Linked DNA regions of Homo sapiens: region 1 is linked to region 2. Evidence: read pairs that join two places in POLR2A ChIA-PET (ENCODE). Cell type or tissue: OCI-LY7. All regions are shown on one strand. Each heading gives the region's core, and the rest is flanking DNA. Links, peaks and the distances in the headings are about the cores only. Region 1 overlaps ARFIP1 (ARF interacting protein 1). Region 2 overlaps TMEM131L (transmembrane 131 like).

Region 1 (10,623 bases), core at 2,295-7,294, 660 kb before region 2:
TGACTTTTTTTTTTTTAGCTCAACGTAAGTTTTTTTTTCTTTTTCTTTCTTTTTTTTTTTAGAGACAGGTCTCACTCTGACACCCATGCTGGAATGCAGTGGCAGAATCATAGCTCACTGTAACCTTGAACTCTCAGGCTCAAGTAGTCCTCCCACCTCAACCTGCTGAGTAGCTAGGACTAACAGGCATGTACCACCACAGCAGGCTAATAAAAAAAATTATTTTTAGAGAGCATCTCGCTATGTTGCCCAGTTTGGTGTTAAACCCATGTTTCGAAATTAATCAAGAGTTGTTGCATGCATCAGTAGTTCATTCCTTTTGTATTGCTGAGGAATATTTCATTGTATGGATATACCACAATTTGTTTATTCATTAACCTAGTGATGGACTTTTTTTTTTTTTCTAGTTTTGGGTTCTTATAAGGAAAGCTGCTAGGAGTACATGTCTACAAGTAAGGACGTTTATTTTAATTTCTTTTTGGTGAATGTTTTTGTATAGAATGGCTAAGTCATATAGTCAAGTATATATTTACCTTTACAAGAAATTGCTAAACAGTTGTCCAAAGTGAAGTACTTTTTGCATTTCCTACATTCATGTATGCAAGTTCCAGTTGCCCTTCACTCACATTTGGTATTATAGTCATCTTTACTTGAGCCGTTATAGTGGTTATGTAGTGGCATCTTATTGTGGTTTTAATTTGCATTTCCTTGATGACTAATGATGTTGAGCATCTTTTAATGTACTTACTCGCCATTCCTGTACTTTCATTTGTGAAGTGTTCTGTTACGTTTTGGCCATTTTTCATTTGTGTTTTCTTGCTATTGAATTGCAAGAGTTATTTATATGTCTTTGCTGTCAGTCATTTGTCACATATAGATATTGTAACTGATTTTCTCCTAGTCTGTGGTTCACCTTTTTGTTTTTTTTTTGATGGTGTCTTTTGAAAAGAGGTTTTTAATTTTAATGAGGTCCAGATTATCAGTATTTTTCTTTTCTTGTTTTTGCTTTTTGTGTCTAAGAAATTTTGCTTACCCACGGTCATGACTCCGTACTATTCCACCCCAAGATAACCACTGTTCTGCCTATATCATCAACACTTACTGGTTTTCTTTTTGAATTGGATCATGTAATATGTACTCTTTGGTTCTGGTCTCATTTGCTGAACATTATGTCTGTGAAGTTTTTTCCATTTTTTTTTTTAAGACAGAGTTTCGCTGTTGTTGCCCAGGCCGGAGTGCAGTGGCACGATCTTGGCTCACTGCAGCCTCCGCCTCCCAGGTTCAAGTGATTCTCCTGCCTCAGCCTCCCAAGTAAATGGGATTACAGGCATGCGCCACCACGCCTGGCTATTTTTGTATTTTTAGTGGAGACGGAGTTTCTCCATGTTGGTCAGGCTGGTCTTGAACTCCCGACCTCAGGTGATCTTCCCACCTTGGCCTCCCAAAGTGCTGGGATTACAGGTGTGAGCCACCACGCCTGGCCTCCATTTTTTTTTTTTTTTTTTTTTTTTTTTTTTTTTTGTAGCAGTAGTTTGTTGTGTTCTATTGCTGTGTGGTAGTTCATTGTATGACTCCACCACAGTTTATTTGATAGACATTTGGATTGTTTCCAGGTTTTGGCCATTATAGGTAAAGCTGCTATGAATATTCTTGTACTTGCCTTTTAATGGACATGTGTATTTATATTTCTTGGGTATATTTCCTAGGAGTGGAATTGCTGGGTTATAGGATAGTCGTATGTTTAACTCAAATAGTACTGCCAAATAGTTTTCCAAAGTGATTTTTACCAACTTTTACTTGTACCAGCAATGTATAAGAGTCTAGTTGCTCTACATACTGGCTACTACTTGGTTTTGTCAGTCTTTCTAGTTTCCGCCTTCTAATGGGTGTATAATGGTATCTGGTGGTTTTAATCTGCATGACAAGTTGAGCTGAATGACTTTGTAGCTCCTTCCCAATGCTAAGGTTTTCTGTGTGTTTTACAAAGTGGAGCCGGGCGTGGTGGCTTTTGCCTGTAATCCCAGCACTTTGGGAGGCCGAGGCATGCAGATCATCTGAGGATGGGAGTTCAAGACCAACTTGACCAATATGGTGAAACCCCGTGGTGTTTCACCACATGGTGGCATGTGCCTGTAATCCCAGCTCCTCAGGAGGCTGAGGCAGGAGAATGGCTTGAACCTGGGAGGCGGAGATTTTAGTGAGCAAAGATTGCACCACTGCATTCCAGCCTGGGCGACAGAGGAAGACCCGTCTCAAAAAAAAAATAAGTGGCAAGTGTTGTAGCATGTAAACACAGGTCCTTAAATAACAGTAGGTGTTCTTGGGTTTTTGTGTAAATACAAAAGATATTTGTATAGCTAATTTTGCTGTATTAACCTTCCTCTCTTATATAGGGCATGCTTATAGCACTGGTTCTACTTGGCTGCACATTAGAATCACCTGGTGAGCTTTTAAAACTACTTTAAATGCATAGTGGCCATTCATATGGGTCCTGACTTGTAGATGTGTATTCATAGCAGCTTTACTTACGAGAGCCCAAAACTAAAAAAAGTCCATCATTAGGTTAATGACTAAAGAAATTGATATATACATACAATGAAATATTCCTCAGCAATACAAAAGGAATGAACTACTGATGCATGCAACAACTCTTGATTAATTTCAAAAGATTAAAATTATGATCTCCGTGGAGAGGCAGAAAGCTCCCCTAGTAGTTCTGAGATGCAGAGGGTTGATAATCGTTGGCATGTACAAATGGAATATTCCATTGCTTCTCAAGGGGGCTTGCTGTACCCTTTAGGAATGAAGCACCAACTATAAAATCTTTATTAGATATGTGTCATGTTAATTTATCCCCAACTTTGACCCATTGACAGGATTCAAGAAGCTAGTTCCCAGCCTTCACTTTTTTGGTTGTACAATATACTAGCTCTCTAGGTAAGTTCTATGCTCATATTTTTAATTTTGCATTACTCTTCATGTTACAATGCTAATTCTGCTTTTAAAGTACATTCTACATACAACTCAAGAAAATCACCTATTACAAATGCACTCTTTCTGTTAGCACTGGAGCAGTAGTCATGGTCATGTAAGAGTATTTGCTCAGCTTTGATCTTCTCCTTTAACATGATTGTGGATTTAGAATGTACTTGAACTTAACAAGGAACAACACTAAAAAAGGCACATGATTTGATTGTTGCTTTGTAAAATAAAAAAATGAATAAAATGTTCAGTTTTTTGTTTATGAATATAATAGTGAATCTCACCTTCTGTTGGTATGCAGGTTTGGTACATGACGATGCCTTTAGATCATCTCCAAAAAAGTAACATCATAATTGGAATGTGACATCCATATATATTGGATTTTTAAAGATTGTTTCCAAAGATTCAGCTGTACAGAGTGTGTGCCTAATACTTTTCTAACTTGGAAATAATTCAGTGGTGGCTAAAGCTGGCTTGTACTGCCTGCAAAAGCTGATTGGTAAATTTTCAAGAATTTGTAAGCCAACTGTTAAACACAGCCATTATTTTAAAAATTATGTAAAGTTATTATTAAATACATATATTAAAAATAAAAGTAATACCTCCTCAAACTTAGTAGTTCCTAAATATGTTACTGTCTTTTACTGTTATCTGTGCTCTTAAAGTTGTGTCTGTGGTGTTTCCGTGGTAGAAATACAATATGATGTTGTGCTGGTGTATATCTCTTTCTACTATACGATGGTGTGCTGGCCAGGCATGGTGGCTCACGCCTGTAATGGCAGTATTTCGGGAGGCTGAGGCGGGTGGATCATGAGGTCAGGAGATCGAGACCATCCTGGCTAACATGGTGAAACCCCATCTCTACTAAAAATACAAAAAAAAAAAATATTAGCTGGGCGTGGTGGCGGGTGCCTGTAGTCCCAGCTACTTGGGAGGCTGAGGCAGGAGAATGGCATGAACCTGGGAGGCGGAGCTTGCAGTGAGCCAACATCACGCCACCGCACTCCAGCCTGGGCTACAGAGCGAGACTCTGTCTAAAAAAAAAGATGGTGTGCTATTCCACATCTCTTCCTACTATATGATAGTGTGCTGCTGCGTATCTCTTTCTACTGTATGATAGTGTGCTGTGCTTATCTCTACTATATGATGTTGTGCTGCAGCGTATCTCTTTCTACTGTATGATGGTGTGCTATTGCATGTCTCTTTTTCCTGCCTCTGGATTCAGTGAGGTCACGTTCGAAGCTTGAAATTGGCCACTGTAGAAGTATTGGCAACATGGAAATCGACAACAGCCACATGCTAAGGTTAAGCCTTTTTTTTTTTTTTTTTTTTTTCAGTTTGGAAAACTGGTTGTTAAACATTTACTAGCACACCCACTCTGGAGACATTGTTCTTTATTCAATGAATGCCTTCTGTGTGCCGGCTACCCTTCATAAGTGCTTTGAATAAATCTTTACTTAATTTCCTCAAGTATTATCCGATATGTTTCTTAATATTATAGATGAGAAAAACAAGATTAAGTAATGAAGATCAGAAAGCAGCTGTTATATTGTACAGCTGGGATTTTAACCCAAGTCCAAAGCCCTTAGTCTTCTCATTATAGTGTGTGGTATCTCTGAGGCTTTGGAATAAGTTTTATAGAAGAGAGATCATTTGAGCTGAGCCTTAAGTTATGGGCAGGATCTTACTAGATATTGAAGTTGGAAGAATATTTCGAGCATTGTGAACAATTTCAGCAAATGTTCATAGATATCAAAGTACATTTCATGTTCCAGAAATGGTAAGTAGTAGATTCAGTAATAGAGGATATCTAGAAGAGTAAAGTTAAAAGAAGTGAAGCCCGAAAAGTTGATTGGAACCTATTGTGAAGGACCTTAAATAGCCTCAACCTTAGAACAAAAGAGATTGTTTTTATTCCTAAAGGACATAATTATGTCCCAAAGCATTTTGTATAATTATTTTGGTTGTCTAATTTGAATTTAAATTCAATTTCAATTTAAAGCATGAGTGAGGTATCATGTATATTTTTTGTCCAGGGAGATAACATGGAGCTTTTGGTTTGGGGCCTTATTCTGCCGATTTGTATGTTGGCTGTTAATTTTCAGTACTATAATTAATGGTTAGTAAATGATGTTCCCCCAAAATGGGTCATTCTTTGTAGGGAAGAAAATGAATAGATAATAGTTGCAATGTTTGCATATCTTTTGGCAAATGAGTATTCTTGTTACCTACTTTACGGCATAAAGTAGTATTGGTTTATCATTGTCTTTCTGATTTTCAGAACATCGGTTTTTTATTTAAAGTCACAAACCCGGAACAATACATAGTTCCATTGCTGTAATTTTCTCTGCTGTATCTGCATCATGAACCATTTACTCCCCTTACCCCCAGAATCTTTTTTGCAGTATCTTCTGCCTTTTGTTGTTGTTGTTTTGAGATGAGTTCTTGCTGCGTCAGCCAGGCGGGAGTGCAGTGGCACGATCATGGCTCACGGCAACTGTGACCTCCCTGGGTTAAGCAATCCTTCCACCTCAGCCTCCTGAGTAGGTAGGACCACAGGCACATGCCACCAAGCCAGGCTAATTAAAAATAAAAGTACAGACAGGGTCTCCCTATGTTGCCCAGGCTGGTCTCAAACTCCTGGGCTCAGGCCATTCTCCCTCCTGGCCTCCCAAAGTGCTGGGATTGTAGGTGTGAGCCGCCCCGTCTGGCCTTCTCTTCCTTTTAATGTTCCACACGATTCTTCTCTTGAGTTCTTTTGTCATTCTTAACAGTTAATGCCATCCACATCCCTAAAGTGATGATTTCCAGGTTTATGTTTTCAGCCTGGAGCTCTAGACTTGCATTTTGAAATTCCAAATGAACTGGTGGACTTGGATACCCCACAAACATTCTCAAATTCAGAATGTCTACACTAGACTCAATCTCTGGCCTTTCCAAGCCAAATAAACCTCTTGCTTTCCTTATTTTGGTGAGTGACATGTTTATCTTTCTAGTTGCCCAAGCCATAAATTGGAGGACAGTGAGAAGAGGTAGGTCATTCTAGATTCCTCCTTCTTTTTCATTTCCACAATCCAGTTACTCTGTAAGTCTCTTATTTCTGCTTCCTTAATATCTGTTGAATCCACCTTTTTTCATTCCCACAACTTTGATTCCAGTTGTTATGATTTATTGACTATATTGTAAAATAGTCTTTCAAATAGCTTTTCTGTCTTCAGTCTGTGATGCTTTCCTTCAGTCTAGCCTCCCACCAGGCTGTTTAAAATACTGTCAGCCCTCCCTGTCCATGAGTTCTAATCCATGGATTCAGCCAACCTTGGATTGAAAATATTTGAGGGGGAAAAACAATAAAAAATAATACAGTGTAACAGTTACTTATATAGCATTTGCATTGAATTAGGTATTACAGATAATCTAGTGATGATTTAAAGTGTACAGGAGGATATGCATAGGTTATATCCAAATATTACATCATTTTATATAAGGGCCCTGAGCATCGGTAGAATTTTGTATCCATGGGATGGGGAGTGTGGGCTGGGGGGTCCTGGAACCAGTCCCCCACAGATACCAAGGGATGACTGTAAATTGATCAGACTCCTCTTGCTTTCTTATTCCTTTCAGTTTTTTGTTTGTTTTTATGCTTCTCTACTCTGCGTTTTTCCTCTCCTCCTCTTTTCCTGCCTTTTCATTTATTATTTGATAATCTGAATATTTTTAATGTTGATTATTGGAATATTTTTATTTGAATTCCATTTTTATTTTTCTGATTACTTTTTAGCTGTACTTCTTTGCATTATACTTTTAGTGGTTGCCATAGGAGTACAGTATATATCCTGAAATTTTGTAGTCCACTTACAAGTAATAATGCACTGCTTCACTTGAAATACAGAAATCTTACAACCTTTTAGGTCCATATTTTCCTTACCTTTCCCCTGTTTTTTGATAATAATTGTTATTATAGATATTATATCTTGATACATATTAAGCCCCAGAAGATAATCTTATAACATTTTCTTCAAGCAATTATGTGGATTATAAATAAATTAAGAGGAAAAGGCAAAAGGGAAAAAATAGGGTTATTTTTTGTATTTACCAAGTTATTTACCGTTTCACTTCCTCCTCCTTCTTTTCTGAAAATCCACCTTTCTCTCTGATTTCATTTCCCTTCAGCCTGAAGAACTTCCTTTAATATTTCTTGTAATGCAAGTCAAGTCTTTTGGTTTTGTCCAAAAATATCTATTTCTCCTTTATTCGATATAGAATTCTAGGTGGACAGTTTTTCTTTTGTTCTTCTTCTTCTGTCTTCTTTCTTCTTCTTCTTTTTTTTTTTTTTTTTTGTTTCACTCTGTCACCCAGGCTGGAGTGCAGGGACATGATCATAGCTCACTGCAGCCTCGACCTCCCTGGGCTCAGGTGATCTTCCCACCTTAGCATCCCAAATAGCTGAGACCACAGGTGCGCACCACCATGCCTAGCTAATGTTTTTTGTATTTTTTGTAGAGACGGGGTTTTGTCGTATTGCCCAGGCTGGACTTGAACTCCTGGGCTCAAGCCATCCACCCATCTCAGCCTACCAAAGTGCTGGGATTATAGATATGAGCCACCACTCCTAGCCAGTTTCTGTCTTTCATCACTTTAAAAATGTTTCAGCTCAGGTGCATTGGTTCATGCCTGTAATCTCAGCACTTTGGAAGGCTGAGGTGGGAGGATCATTTGAATCTAGGAGTTTGAGACCAGCCTGGGCAACATAATAACACCCTGGTCTCTACAAAAAATTAAAAAACAAAAAATTAGCCAGGCATGGTGGCACACTGAGGTGGAGGATTGCCTGAGCTTGAACAGTCAAGGCTGCAGTGATTCATGATCACCCTATTGCACTGCTAGCCAAGGGCAACAGACTGGGACCCTGTCTCAAAAAATAAATAAGGTAAGATAAGGTAAGGTAAAGGTAAAAGAATAAGCAAAAGTAAGACTACAACTTTCCCCCTGGGTACCCTGGCCACTGCTGGATGCACAGCATGGATAGCACTTAGCTCAAAGCTAAAAGCCTAGGAGACGGAAAGTTACTTGCATAGATCCCTGTTTCCATTCTGCAAGTGAGCACGACCTCCCCACCAGAGTTTCTGTTTACTTTCTGATACTTTCAGGGGATTTCTTTTTAAATTGTGTTCAGTTTTGTAGTTGCATTCTTGCAGGTGTGGGGAGGTTCAGTAGGGTCTTTGTCATCAGTCTCAGAAGCAGGAACCTGTGTTCTTTTTACCTGTCCTCAGAAGCCCCCTGTTATGTTTCTCCTTCTACCTTACATGCCATTCTTTATGAGTTTTTTCTGCTAGTGCCTCTTCATTTCCCTGTATCTCAGATTTTGGGATATCCCAGAGTGTAGTTTTTAGATTCTTCTGCTTCTTTTTTTTTAATCTCTACAGACTTTCTAGGGCAGGAGTCAGGCCAAATCCATGCTCATTCATTTGCATACTGTCAGTGGCTGCTTTGGGATTGCAACAGCAAAATTGAGTAGTTGCAACAGAGACCTTATGGCCCACAGAGCTTTAGATATTTACTGTATGACCCTTCATAGAAAAAAGTTGTTGACTCCTGTTCTAGGTGATCTCATCCAGTCAGAGATTTAAGTGCATTTACACACTGATGTCTTCTAAATTTCTTATTCCCAGCTTCAAGCTTTTGTCTGGACCTCAGGCTCATAAATCCAGTAACCTACTTACCTTCTTTGCTTGCATATAATAGGCTTGTAAACTTTGATATGTCCTAAACTAAATTCTTGATATTTCCCTTACATTGTGCTCTTCCCCCAATCTTGTCCAATGGCAATTCCATCTTTCCAGCTATTCAGCCAAAACTCTTGAGAGTTATCCCTGACTTCTCATTTTTCCTTATCTCACATCTGTCTGTAAGGAATTCGTGTTGTCTTTACCTTCAGAATATACCTGTAATCTGACCACTTCTTTTTTTTTTTTTTTTTTTTTTTTGAGACGGAGTCTCGCTCTGTCGCCCAGGCTGGAGTGCAGTGGAGGGATCTCGGCTCACTGCAAGCTCCGCCTCCCGGGTTCACGCCATTCTCCTGCCTCAGCCTCCCAAGTAGCTGGGACTACAGGCGCCCGCCACTACGCCCGGCTAATTTTTTGTATTTTTAGTAGAGACGGGGTTTCACCGTTTTAGCCGGGATGGTCTCGATCTCCTGACCTCGTGTTCCGCCCGCCTCAGCCTCCCAAAGTGCTGGGATTACAGGCGTGAGCCACCGCGCCCGGCCATCTGACCACTTCTTTACATCCTCAGCTACTGTTCCCCTACTCCAAGCTACTATCATCTCTTGCCTAGACTATTCCAGTAGGCTCCTAATTGTTCTCCTTCTGCCTGTGCATGATTATTGTTTAATTCCAACACAGTAGCAAAACAACAGTACTTTAAAAACCTGAGTCAGATTGTTTTACCCCACTGTTCAAAACTCTCAGCTAGATTTTCATCTTACTCAGAATAAAATCCAGAGTTCTCGTGATAATTTTTGAAGTCACACACGTTCTTGCCACTGGCCATCTCTCTGCCATTTCCTCCTTTTCTCCCCCTTGCTGTCTTCCCTCAAACCACCTGGCCTTCTTGCCATTCCTTGAAAAGCTGAGCATGATACCACCTCCTGATACTTGTACTTACTGTTCTCTCTGCCTGCAGTGTTGTAGCTGTCTTTATGACTTACTCCCTCACTTTATTCAGGTCTCACAAAAATATACCTTTTCTGAGGTTTTCCCTGACCACCATATCTAAAACAGCACAAGTGTGAACACATATACACATACATGACCATGAACATTTATGACTATATGACATGTATATTTGTTTGTTTTTCCCAACTAGAATGTAAGCTCTATGAGAGCAGGGGGCTTTGTCCGTTTTGTTCTTCACAAAACATCACAAAATATACTGTATGTCTGAAATTGTACCTAGCACATTATAGAGTTTGATAAATTAGTTGGACTGATGAATGTGTGAGTGAGCAATCACCATTCTAGCCAAGTTGCTTTACTTGCAGTTTCTAGAATATATGACTCTTTTTCCACTCTCCTTCTTATTCCTCCTATTGAGGATCTTTCCTTTACTATATTCGTAATCTGTTATCGTACAAGATTTAGCTTAAATGTTACCTCTGTTAAGTTTTTCATCTTATTGCTCACAACATTGTTTCCCTCTTCATGCTCACAACACTGATTATAATTTTTTATCTGCCAAAAACACTTTAAGTTTCTAGAAGGCTGAAAACTGATTTATATTTCTGTTTTATCTCATGCACATTGCCCACAATAGTAGGTATATAGTAAATACCTGTTGAATCACCAGCTGTTTTTAGGAGGAATGAAGTAGAACATAATAGCGTAATTTGAAAAGGTAGTGATTATTTAGAGAGCTGGATCTTAGTCTTCCTAATTAGAGTCCAAATACTAGTGTGTGTATATCTCTTATTTGCAAGGAACAGAAACTTAACTCCAGTAGCCACAAATAATCTAGATGTAGTGTGAGAATGCAGTGACAGGAAGGAAAATAGGTATTTCAAAAATGCCAAGACCATTAAATGGAGACAGGATAGTCTCTTTAACAAATCATGCTGGAAAAACTGGATATCCACATGCAAAAGAA
Region 2 (10,623 bases), core at 3,261-8,260:
TCTGCCCCGTACAGCTGGAGAGCGGGGCAGTCGCGGGGCTTGGGGACCGCTAGCCGCTCGCGCCCTGGAGCCTTTGTGCGCGGGCCCCTGCGCCCCGGGCGCAGCCCCCGCTTTGTGTGGCGCGCGCGGGTGCCCCGCAGCGGCCCGGCTTCCTGCAGCTTTGTTCCCCCGAGCCTGGCCGCCCAGGGTCCACACTCCAGATGCTCGGGCTGCGGAGCCCGGAGTGCCTCGTGGGGTGTCTTCACTCCCACTTCGTCCCCCCACCCCCAGCACGAGCACCCCGAGCCTGCCTGCACGCTGTCGCCTTCGCGTCCGAGGGGCCGCCGGCTCACACCCCACCCATTGTATTTTTATCCTTGGCTCGCCCCTGGGATGGCCTCTGTTCCCAGGAGGAAAAAGAGACGTGTTTTGGTGAGGCGGGGGGCACGGAGGGACGGTAGGGGAAACAGGAAGCGTTTCTTTAGCGTGCATTAAAAACGTGGTGTATTTTTTGGTGTTCCTGCAGCGATTGAGCCGTTGCCGAACGTGGTGGAGCTGTGGCAGGCAGAAGAAGGGGAACTCCTGCTGCCCACTCAGGTGAGGACGACCAGGTGACAGGGCGGCTGTGGGTGTACGAGGGAGGAGAGGCGGGGAGGCCCCCGGTCCTCCCCACCCCCTGTCCAAGCGGCACAGGCGTTCGGGCCACTTTGCAAGGCAAATAAACGTTAGGGGCCGAGCCTGAACACCTGGCAACGGTGGCCTTCCCGGCTCCTCCCACGCCATGTGACAGGGCCTGAGGCAGGCCGGCCCCAAGTTCAGAAGGTGGGAACCCAGGCCACCTCAGCAGGGAAGCGGCCAGCGGTCTGTTCGGCCGTGGGTGTCCTGGGTGCACACTGTTCCCTAAGTGAGCTGGTGCTGTGTGGATGGCAAGTGGCTAAGAGGTTGAGGACAACAGGAGTATTGATTTCATAAATGTTAGAGTGGTATTTGCCATTAGCGTTAAGTAGCTTTGGGATGGAGATGTGACTCTCAAGGATTGTCATCTTGGATTTTCTCCAAGTGCCCTTAATTCCTGTTAAAATACACCCACTTAAGAACTTGAATTTCTGGTTTTTTTCTCTGTATGATGATATGATGATTGCGTGTAGAAAAATAATTACTGACGTTTTATTGGGAATCTGTAGCATCATAGAGGGTTTATTGCTGCAACAGATACAGTACTGCAAAGCTTTTAACTTTTACAAGAAATTCCCATTGACTGTGAAGTGTGCACATTTAAATATAATGTTGTTGACTGCCTTTCACCAGTAACGGTAGTGATCCAAAATGCATTTTTTGGGTGGGAGTGGCTTGAATTATAAGGAAATATTTAGCTTGTGTGCAGTACTTTTTAAGATGTTCATTACTTCCCACGGTGGTGGCAGCACTTAATTCTGTGTTGTGTCTTGCGGCTGTTTAGAAAAACAGGATGTCTAGCTATAACTTTACCGGAGAGGCTGTCCAGTTTTACATTTCAGTTTTCTCCCTCCTATGTGAAACATTCAGAGTGCTGGTTTTGAGATATTTAGAATATTCATTTTGATCAGGGCTAATGAATAACAGCTTCAAGGCAGAGAGGTGATTTTAGAGGAGAATTTTCCTGGACCCTCCTTGAAGGCCAGCAGCCTGAATGAGACAGGTCTTTTGAGAAAGGGCCCCATCAGGATGAGGAGCAGATAGTTTTTCCTTCTCCTAAAAATTTATTCCCAAATGGATTTTTTCCCCGATTTTAAATAATATACATGTGTTTTTGAAGGTTTGGAAGATACAGAAATATAAAAAGAACAAAATAGAAATCCGTCGTATTCCTACTGCAAGAACGACATTTAACGCGATGTATTTATTTTAAAAAAATTATGTTTTTGTATATCAGAGTTGTTCAACAGTGGCACTGGTGACATTTTGGGCTACAGAGTTCTTTGTTGTGGGGGCTGTCCTGTGCACTGTGAGATGTTGAGCAGTTAGCATCCCTTGCCTCTACCCACTAGATGCCAGTGGCACTCACTGCTGCTTCCCCCTCTCCCCCACCCCCTCCTGATTTTGACAACTAAAAATGTTTCCAGACATTGCTAGATGTCCCTGGGGAGCAAAACTGCCCTGGTTGAGAAGCACTGGTGTATATCTATGTATATGTATTTGCATTTTTGCTCAATTATAGTTTCTATCTCTTACTGGCTAGTGTTGGAAGCCAACCCAGACTAAAAGGAAAGTAAATTATAGGTGATTGAGTCTAGTAGTATATACTCTCATTTGTTAGAGCGTTAGTTGAAGATTTAGTAGGTGTGCTCAGAGATGGAAATGTCAAGGCCTAAATGATTATTTGATTTATGGGCTCAAAAGTTATTTTATACAATTCTTAATTTCTGGTTTATTTGTATAATACAATTTGTTTTGATAATAGATGTCAGAATTCAGAAGCTGTCTGGGATATTCAGTATAGAGGGATTTATAGCTAAGCTATTTTAATCAAAGCTATAATGAAAGTGAAACTGGTTTTCAAAATAATTTTCTAAATACTTCATCCATATCTCTACGTATACCTTTTAGAAACTATCTTGCCCTGCTTATACCTGGGCCCAAGGGTAAGGGAGACACACACACACACACACACACACACGTGTGTATGTGTGTGTATATATATCTCATAAGCTACAGAGAGTTTTGAAGAAAGTTATTTTAAGTGAATTATTTTCAAAGTATTTTGAATTTTTTCAGCAAAAATTCCCTCATATGTGTCAAACGGAGTCTGTTGAAAAGAGAATATTTATAGGTGTTAATTTAAATTTGAGGGTTTTCTGCTTAATTAACCAGTACATTGGGTTTCTTTCATGCAGGAAGACTGAAAGATGGCTTCAGAGGCTAAGATTTGTCAGTAGTAGATGAAATAGGAACTTTAGAGGATGTGGCATTAAATAAAATACTGGCCAGGCTGGTGGCTCACGTCTGTAATCCCAGCACTTTGGAAGGCTGAGAGGGGTGGATCACCTGAGGTCAGGAGTTTGAGACCAGTCTGACCAACATGGACAAACTCTGTCTCTACTAAAAATGCAAAATTAGCCGGGCGTGGTGGTGCAGGCCTGTAATCCCAGCTGCTCGGGAGGCTGAGGCAGGAGAATTGCTTGAACCTGGGAGGCGGAGGTTACAGTGAGCTGAGATCGCGCTGAAGCACTCCAGCCTGGGCAACAAGAGCAAAACTTTGTCTCAAAAAACAAACAAACAAACAAACAAACAAAAAAACCAGTAACATATTTGCCAACACTGTTTGTATAGTTATTTATTTTGGAGATGTCTCCTGTTGATTAAGTCTTTTTTTTTTTTTAATGACAGGTCTCTAAGTGATCAAGACTAACTTACTATTAGTAAAACCATATATGACAACTAAATTGTTGTAAACTGTCAGAACCTCTGGCCAGGTCTCCTGGGTTTGAATCTCAGCCCTATCCCTTTTTAGCTCCATAAATTCACCTGTTTGTCCTGTTTTCTCATCTGCAAAGTCTGGGGAATTATGGTGCTGGTTTCAGAAGACTTTGAGAAGATTAAGTGCCTGGAACTTAGTGAGCACCTACTGTAGCTTACCTAATATTTTAGTGGTCCCTGAGCTGACTGGTAGACTTGGGCATTGGAGAGCATGAACGGCTTTCTTGTTTTGAAAGGTCTGAATAGTACAGATAACTCAGCACTATTGTGTGCTCTATGATTGTAAAGTTGTACTAGTCATATCTTTTTGTTATATACTCTCATGTCATAAAATCATTTGGTGTAGGAACATACAAACTGTATATCCATGGTGATCATGAGAGGAAGGAGGAAAAATATATATGATTTTATTCTTACATTTACAGAAATTTTCCTCTGCTCTGACTGTACTTGAACACACTGAATGCAAAGTGGTGATGGTGTGGAAACCAAACAGGTGTTTCATTAGCTTATTTTCAAGAAGTAATTGGGTGTGTGCAGGATACGGCTTTGTGTACCTTCTTACTTTGCCTTCAAAGTCAGAAACTGCGATTCCATGTGATCCACGCATAGGTGATGTCCACCTGACCTGCTCTGTCCTGCAGGGCCTTCCGTGTCAGTCCTGTGGTACGCCCACTCCAGCCCCACCCTTGGCCAAGCATGTCCAACACGTATCTGTTGAATTAATGAATGCAACAGCCCCGCTGGTCATTCAGGGCCTGTCCTTCCTGACTCCTGCCCTGCAGTGGCATTGTCATCGTTTCTCCCTCTTTGAGTTTCTTGTAGTGCCTTCGGTTTTTTTTGTTTGTTTTCTTTTTTTTTTTTGAGACTGAGTGTTGCTCTTGTCGCCTAGGCTGGAGTGCAATGATGTAATTTCGGCTCACTGCAACCTCCGCCTCCTGGGTTCAAGTGCTTCTCCTGCCTGAGCCTCCTGAGTAGCTGGGATTACAGGCATGCGCCACCATGCCCGGCTAATTTTTGTGTTTTTAGTAGAGACTGGGTTTCACTATGTTGGTCAGGCTGATCTTGAACTCCTGACCTTGTGATCTGCCTGCCTCAGCCTCCCAAAGTGCTGAGATTACAGGTGTGAGTCACCGTGCCCGGCCCATGTCTTCGTTTTTCTCCTTTGTCTTGTGCATGTCTTGTTGCCTTAACTGGGTTCTCCTTTGAGGGGCTGGGCTGCTAAGGGTTGGTGCCCTGCTGTGGCCACAGTGTCCTGCATACAGTAGACATTCAGTACTGCCCATGAAGTCGTCCTAGTGCGGGAGAGGCAGTTGTCAGTGTCTTGCCGAGTTCCCCTATTTATGAGGTTGGCTAAGTCTGCAGGTAACAGGTGGAATGCCTTAAATGGTTATTTCCTAGTATTGTTTGACAATCACATTTTTAAAAATCAGTTCTAGCTGCAAGAAGGGCAGTCTAGAATCTGTTCTTTCAATCCATCCAGACTTCTTTGAGAAGAGAAGGCTCACTCCTGATGCCCCTTGGTTAGCAGGTTTGGGAACCAGGGACAGGTGCTGAGTAGGAGCAGCCGTTACCTGATACAGAATCATGTTGGTGCTAGGCAGGGCTGGGCAGGCTCAGTGCTCCACTGCCGTTACTTGTTCATTTAGCAAAGATGGACCTTTGGGGCGGGCCCAGTTAGGTCTCCAGAGATACAGTGATGAATAAGAAAGAATCTGCCTTTAAAAATATCAAGTTTATTTTCCCGCATCTTAAGTCAGAGGGTGTAGATAACGGAAATTGGTAGAAAGTGAAACAGGAAATGATACACAGAGTTTTTGTTATCACAGGTACTGTGTTATGTAATAGCATCTTGCTCCAGTGAATCATTGACCAGTATTTGGTAATCTTTTTGTCATAGAGATTTATTTTTGGTTTAATCAACTTCCATCAACATTAAAAAAAAATAACTAACATGGGTTGGGCACTTCTGGCATCATTTAAATGCTTTATGAGTATTAACTCATTAACACACTAAACACTATGAAGTTTACAGATGATGAAATTGAGGCACAGAACAGCGAAATTACTTGGCTCAAGGTAATAAGAAAGTGACAGTCCTAGGAGAGTAAGTGTTTAACTATAGAGCCCAAGTTTTTAGCCATTACGTATGTTGTGTGAGTTTCAGTACAGTTTGACCAGAAAAGCACTATTATGGTGGTAAAGTTTCTGTGTCTGAGGGGAAAGCATGTCATGTTCTATTTTGATTTAGAAAAAGTTGCTTAGTGAAGTTCCCATAATAGTCATATCCACATGTAGTTAAGAAACAGCTGGCTTGTACTCAGCTCTGCAGATGTTTTATTGAGCACATACTGCAGGCCAAGCAGTGCTTTAGGTGTCAGGGATATTACAGTAGACAAAAAAAAACAAAAAACACCTGCCCTTGTGATGCTTGCAGTCTAAATGGAAGCAGAGAGATAGACAGTAAACAAGACAGAGAATAAATTTATTTAGTCTGTTCGAAGGGCATACATGTTGTGTGGTGGCAATGTGGGGTGGTGATGTGAGTTGCGGTTTTAAGAGGTCAAAGTGTACCACTCTGAAAGGGCAATATTTGAGCCAATCTTTGAAAGTGGTGAGAGAGAACAGCCAGTGCAAAGGCCCTGAGGCACTTCCCAAGAGGCAGTGGGGGAATTACATGCTTTTGTCCCTGCCCTTTGTGGTTGGCAAGATCAGACTGGTAATACCCTGGGACCACAGTCAAGTGCTGAAATATAGGAACTGAGAGAAGAGGCACCCTGCTTTGGAGAGGTCAGCTAAGGCTTAGGGACAAGGGAGGCCTTAGAGATCTGCAGCAGCAAGTGTGTGCCTGGGGCCTAGCCCAGAGCCTCGCCTGGTAGACAGTTAAGTTCAGCATTTTCCCTCGGACATTTTAAATTGGAGCCCAGGTGCTTGCCGCAATGTGGTTGTAGGGGTAGGGCTGGGTGTGTCAGGGCCTGTGTGGGACAGTGCTGTATGCTGTTGAAGAGCTTGGTGTGCATCTGACCAGTTGGAGGGAGCCATAGTAGGTTCTTGAGCAGGGACTGAAGTGATGACATTGAGTGCTGGGTCCTTACTGTGTGATAAGGGTGATAAGGAGTGAATGATATGAGGAGACTGGTCTTTGCTGCACAGAGTGCGATGGTGCACCGGATGGTTGCAGGCAGCAGTCTGCAGGCAGAGAAGAAAGCTGCGTTTGTCTTCTAATACAGCCGGGGCTACTGATGGTGTGGGCTGCTGTGTTGGAAGAAAGGACAGGTAGGAACTGGGTTTCCCGTGAGTGGGTAGGTCTTTCTGGTAGGAGGTGAAGGGAGGAGAGCAGTGCAAGATGACTATAAGATTTGCCCAGGGGTGGCCGGGCACAGTGGCTCACGCCTGTAATCCCAGCACTTTGGGAGGCCGAGGCGGGTGGATCACAAGGTCAGGAGTTTGAGAACAGCCTGGCCAACACAGTGAAACCCTGTTTCTACTAAAAATACAAAAATTAGCCAGGTGTGGTGGCATGTGCCTATAGTCCCAGCTACTTGGGAGGCTGAGGCAGGAGAATTGCTTGAACCCAGGAGGCGGAGGTTGCAGTGAGCCGAGACCCTGCCATTGTACTCCAGCCTGGGTGACAGAGCGAGACTCTGTCTCAAAAACAAACGAACAAACAGAAACAACGGTTAACACATGTTCTTTTTCAATAGGGTGATTCTGAAGAGGGTCTGGAGGAGCCTTCTCAAGAACAGAGGTAAGGAAAAAATGGGGGTGGAAACCTGCATGCTGAATGTCCCTGCCCACTTTGGGTGCTCTCTGAAGTCTCAGTATATGTCCATGTTTATGTATTTAGTAGTATCTGTAATACACCTTTCTCTTTGGCATTTGTCGTATCTATACCTTCTAATACATTAATACGATTTTGTTTTAAAATAAGGTTGTTTAGAAAGCTGTTAGAAATAGCCCCTCCTTCGCCACTCACCAATTTCACTTTTTCCATGATGTGCTTGTGCCCTCCCTCTTGTTTATAAACATCTATTGAGTGCCAGGCACCGTGCTGGGTGCTGAACATGAAACACAAACAAGACCTCTGTTTCGTGTAGTGGGCAAGTAAGACTTTACTGTAAGTAAAATAATTATGCTTATGACAAGAGCTATCAAGAATTAGTTTCCTGTAGTAGAGAATAATGAGGTGGATGGGCTCCTTTTGGGAGGTGACATTCCAGCTGAAGCCTGGAGGAAACAGGAGCAGCCACACAGCAGCGGGAACAGTGCTTTGGTCAGAGGGAATGGAGGTGCAAAGGCCCTAAGGCTGGAAGCCCTGCCGGCAATCCAGGAACTTGGAGAAGGCCAGTGTGGTTTGTAGGATGGTGAGATAAGGTATGTAGTCCTTTAGAAGTCGCAGTAAGGAATTTGAGTTTTGTTTTTAAGTGTGGTGTGAATTGTTAAAGAATTTTAACCAGGGGACTGGAATACAGTGGTATGATCCTGGTTCACTGCAACCTCCGCCTCCTGGGTTCAAGCAATTCTCCTGCCTCAGCCTCTCAAGTAGCTGGGATTACAGGCGTGTGTCAACATGCCTGGCTAATTTTTGTATTTTTAGTAGAGACAGGGTTTCTCCATGCTAGCCAGGCTGGTCTCAAACTCCTGACCTCAAGTGATCCGCCCGACTTCGCCTCCCATAGTGCTGGGATTACAGACATGAGCCACCGCACTCGGTCCTGTGAATTCCATTTTTAAGAGAATACCATGGGGCAGTCTTGGTCACTTGTCAAACTGGGTCCCTTAGAGGTACACGAAGACACTCTAAGTGGTGTATAAGTGGGAGGATAACTTGCAAGGACTACGCTTCCAGACCCCCAGGGTGTAGGTATCTCCTAAAGCTGATCTGAGTTGTAAGTTACCATTTTCCACCTCTGCTTTCACAATCTCTTTTCTCCACGTTACAAAAGAAAGCTGTATCTTCCACCCAGCCCCAATCCTGCTGTTGGCTTCATCTTGGGCAAAGAGGCAATTTGAAATATTGGTGTTTGTTAGGAAAAAGTGATCCACTCTGATTGGATGACAAATTCTTTAGTAACTTTGGTGGTTTTCAGATCGTTCCTTTTAGTAAAATTGAAGGAGGACCCAATGAATTTGACAACTGATAGATCATTCAAGTTACTTTTAATGATGGCTCACTGTGTGATTTTTAGATGAAACACTGAGGTAGTTTAGAGAATATACGGATAGTGCTGTAATAAAGCTGTTTCAGTACTTACAAGCTTTTTCAGTACTTACATTTAAAAAAGTTAAAAAGGAAAGGATTAAGTTGATAAAAAACCTGTCTCATTCTAGTAGTGGGTAATGTTCACATCAACCAGTTGGGGGGAAAATAGCTCTGTTCATCTCATTAAAGGATGCATTTTCAATAAGATTTTACTTTCTGTGTTTAATTACCTATCAAAATTTGTAAAACTTGTTGGTTTGATCAATTGTATGCAGTCGGCCCTCTGTATCTGTGACTTCTGCATTCGTGGATTCAACAAACTGTGGATCGAAAATACAGAAAAAAAAAGTATCTGTACTGAATATGTACAGACTTTTTCTTGTCATTATTCCTTAATACAGTATAAAAACTATTTACATAGCATTCACATTGTATTAGGTATTATTAGTAACCTAGAGATGATTTAAAGTATACAGGAGGATGTGCATAGGTTATATGCAAATACTATATACCATTTTATATCAGGGACTTGAGCATCTTCAGAATTTGATATTCTTGAGACGTCCTGGAACCAATCTCTCAGGGATTCGACTGTACTAATACAAATTGTATTGATAACTTTTTTTGTTTTTGGAAACAGTGTCTCACTCTGTTGCCCAGGCTGGAGTGCAGTGGTGTGATCTCGGCCTACTGCAACCTCCCCCTCCTGGGTTCAAGTGATTCTCCTGCCTCAGCTTCCTGAGTAGCTGGGATGGCAGGTGCACACAATCACGCCCGGCTAATTTTTGTATTTTTAGTAGAGATGAGGTTTCACCATGTTGGCCAGGCTGGTCTTGAACTCCTAACCTCAGGTTATCCGCCGGCCTCAGCCTCTCAGAGTGCTGGTATTACAGGCATGAGCCACCACGCCTGGCCTGAATTGATAACTTAATTCAGAAGGAAAAAAATTAATATTTAGACCTATGGTCATAGGAAAAATGTTTTAAAAACCTGAAATTTCAATTTATATTTATAGTCTTGTAGCAGAAGGCTTTGAACATAACTATGTATTCAGTTAAAATTCCTTGGGTAGGGCCAGGCGCAGTGGCTGACGCCTGTAATCACAGCACTTTGGGAAGCTGAGGCAGGCGGATCACGAGGTCAGGTGATCAAGACCATCCTGGATAACACAGTGAAACCCCCTCTCTACTAAATACACAAAAAATTAGCCAGGTGTGGTGGTGGGCGCCTGTAGTCCCAGCTACTCGGGAGGCTGAGGCAGGAGAATGGCATGAACCCGGGAGGCGGAGCTTGCAGTGAGCTGAGATCGCACCACTGCACTCCAGCCTGGGAGACAGATTCCATCTCAAAAAAAACAAAAACAAAAACAAAACAAAACCAAAAATTCCTTGGGTGACGTGGAATAGAAATGAGTTCATGGAGGAAAAGGAACAACATAAAATATCCAGCCATGAAGTTTATTTTTGTATTTAAAAAAATGGATAATGGTAGATATCATTTCAGTGGTATTTAGATTCCATTGAATTTATTTTAAAAAGGGATTGTGAGTTTTATTAAAAATGCCAGTACGTACAGTGTGGCAGAGATTACATTTTTACAGCTGGTAAACGCCCACAATTGTAAATGTGACACAACTTAAACATCCTTTTTGGGTGTGTGGGAGCAAGAAAAATTGAGGAATGTTGATATCAGGGTAGGGGGTTGAAAGTGGATGGAGGGAAATGGAACATTTTGAGATACATTCTTGAGGCGGGACAGATCCTTTACTTGTTGAATTTGTTGTGGAGTGTGAGGGAAAGAGAAATCATGGAGAGAGAGCATCTAGATTTTGGCTTAAATGTCTGGAGAGATGGTGATGACTGTGCTGGGAAAGGATTTAGTGGGAGGGAATCAGGAACTGTGTTCGGCTGCCTCCTGGGAATCTCAGACTTGATATGACACGTCTACAGGGAGATGGCAGGTAGAGTTGATACCACTCTGGAGCT

What was found. ChIA-PET counts read pairs that join two places held together with the same protein. Peaks named below come from ENCODE experiments on the same cell type or tissue, not always from the same donor. Only the 100,000 strongest peaks of a DNase experiment are listed, where the experiment ranks them.
Region 1: POLR2A ChIA-PET joins it to region 2 with 5 read pairs; 2 of 35 experiments call an interaction of 5 or more read pairs at or near these places.

What each region holds. Positions count from the first base shown.
Region 1 is chr4:152,806,797-152,817,419 of GRCh38, forward strand. All of the region lies in intron 1 of ARFIP1 (ARF interacting protein 1), which reads left to right. Among named protein-coding and RNA genes, the nearest start is that of ARFIP1, 32 kb to the left of the region's middle. RefSeq lists an enhancer at 1,694-2,375. In OCI-LY7, for the core only: no CTCF peak of the experiment used is centred there; no DNase peak of the experiment used is centred there.
Region 2 is chr4:153,466,706-153,477,328 of GRCh38, forward strand. TMEM131L (transmembrane 131 like) reads left to right here. Exons shown (of 35, transcript NM_001131007.2): 2 at 506-576; 3 at 7,140-7,183. Among named protein-coding and RNA genes, the nearest start is that of TMEM131L, 5.7 kb to the left of the region's middle. RefSeq lists a silencer at 1-355 and enhancers at 666-1,331, 826-915, 1,286-1,345, 3,098-3,598, 6,365-6,454 and 2 more. In OCI-LY7, for the core only: no CTCF peak of the experiment used is centred there; DNase peaks (open chromatin) are centred at 5,166, 6,209 and 6,597; H3K4me3 peaks cover 4,425 bases; H3K27ac peaks cover 4,526 bases.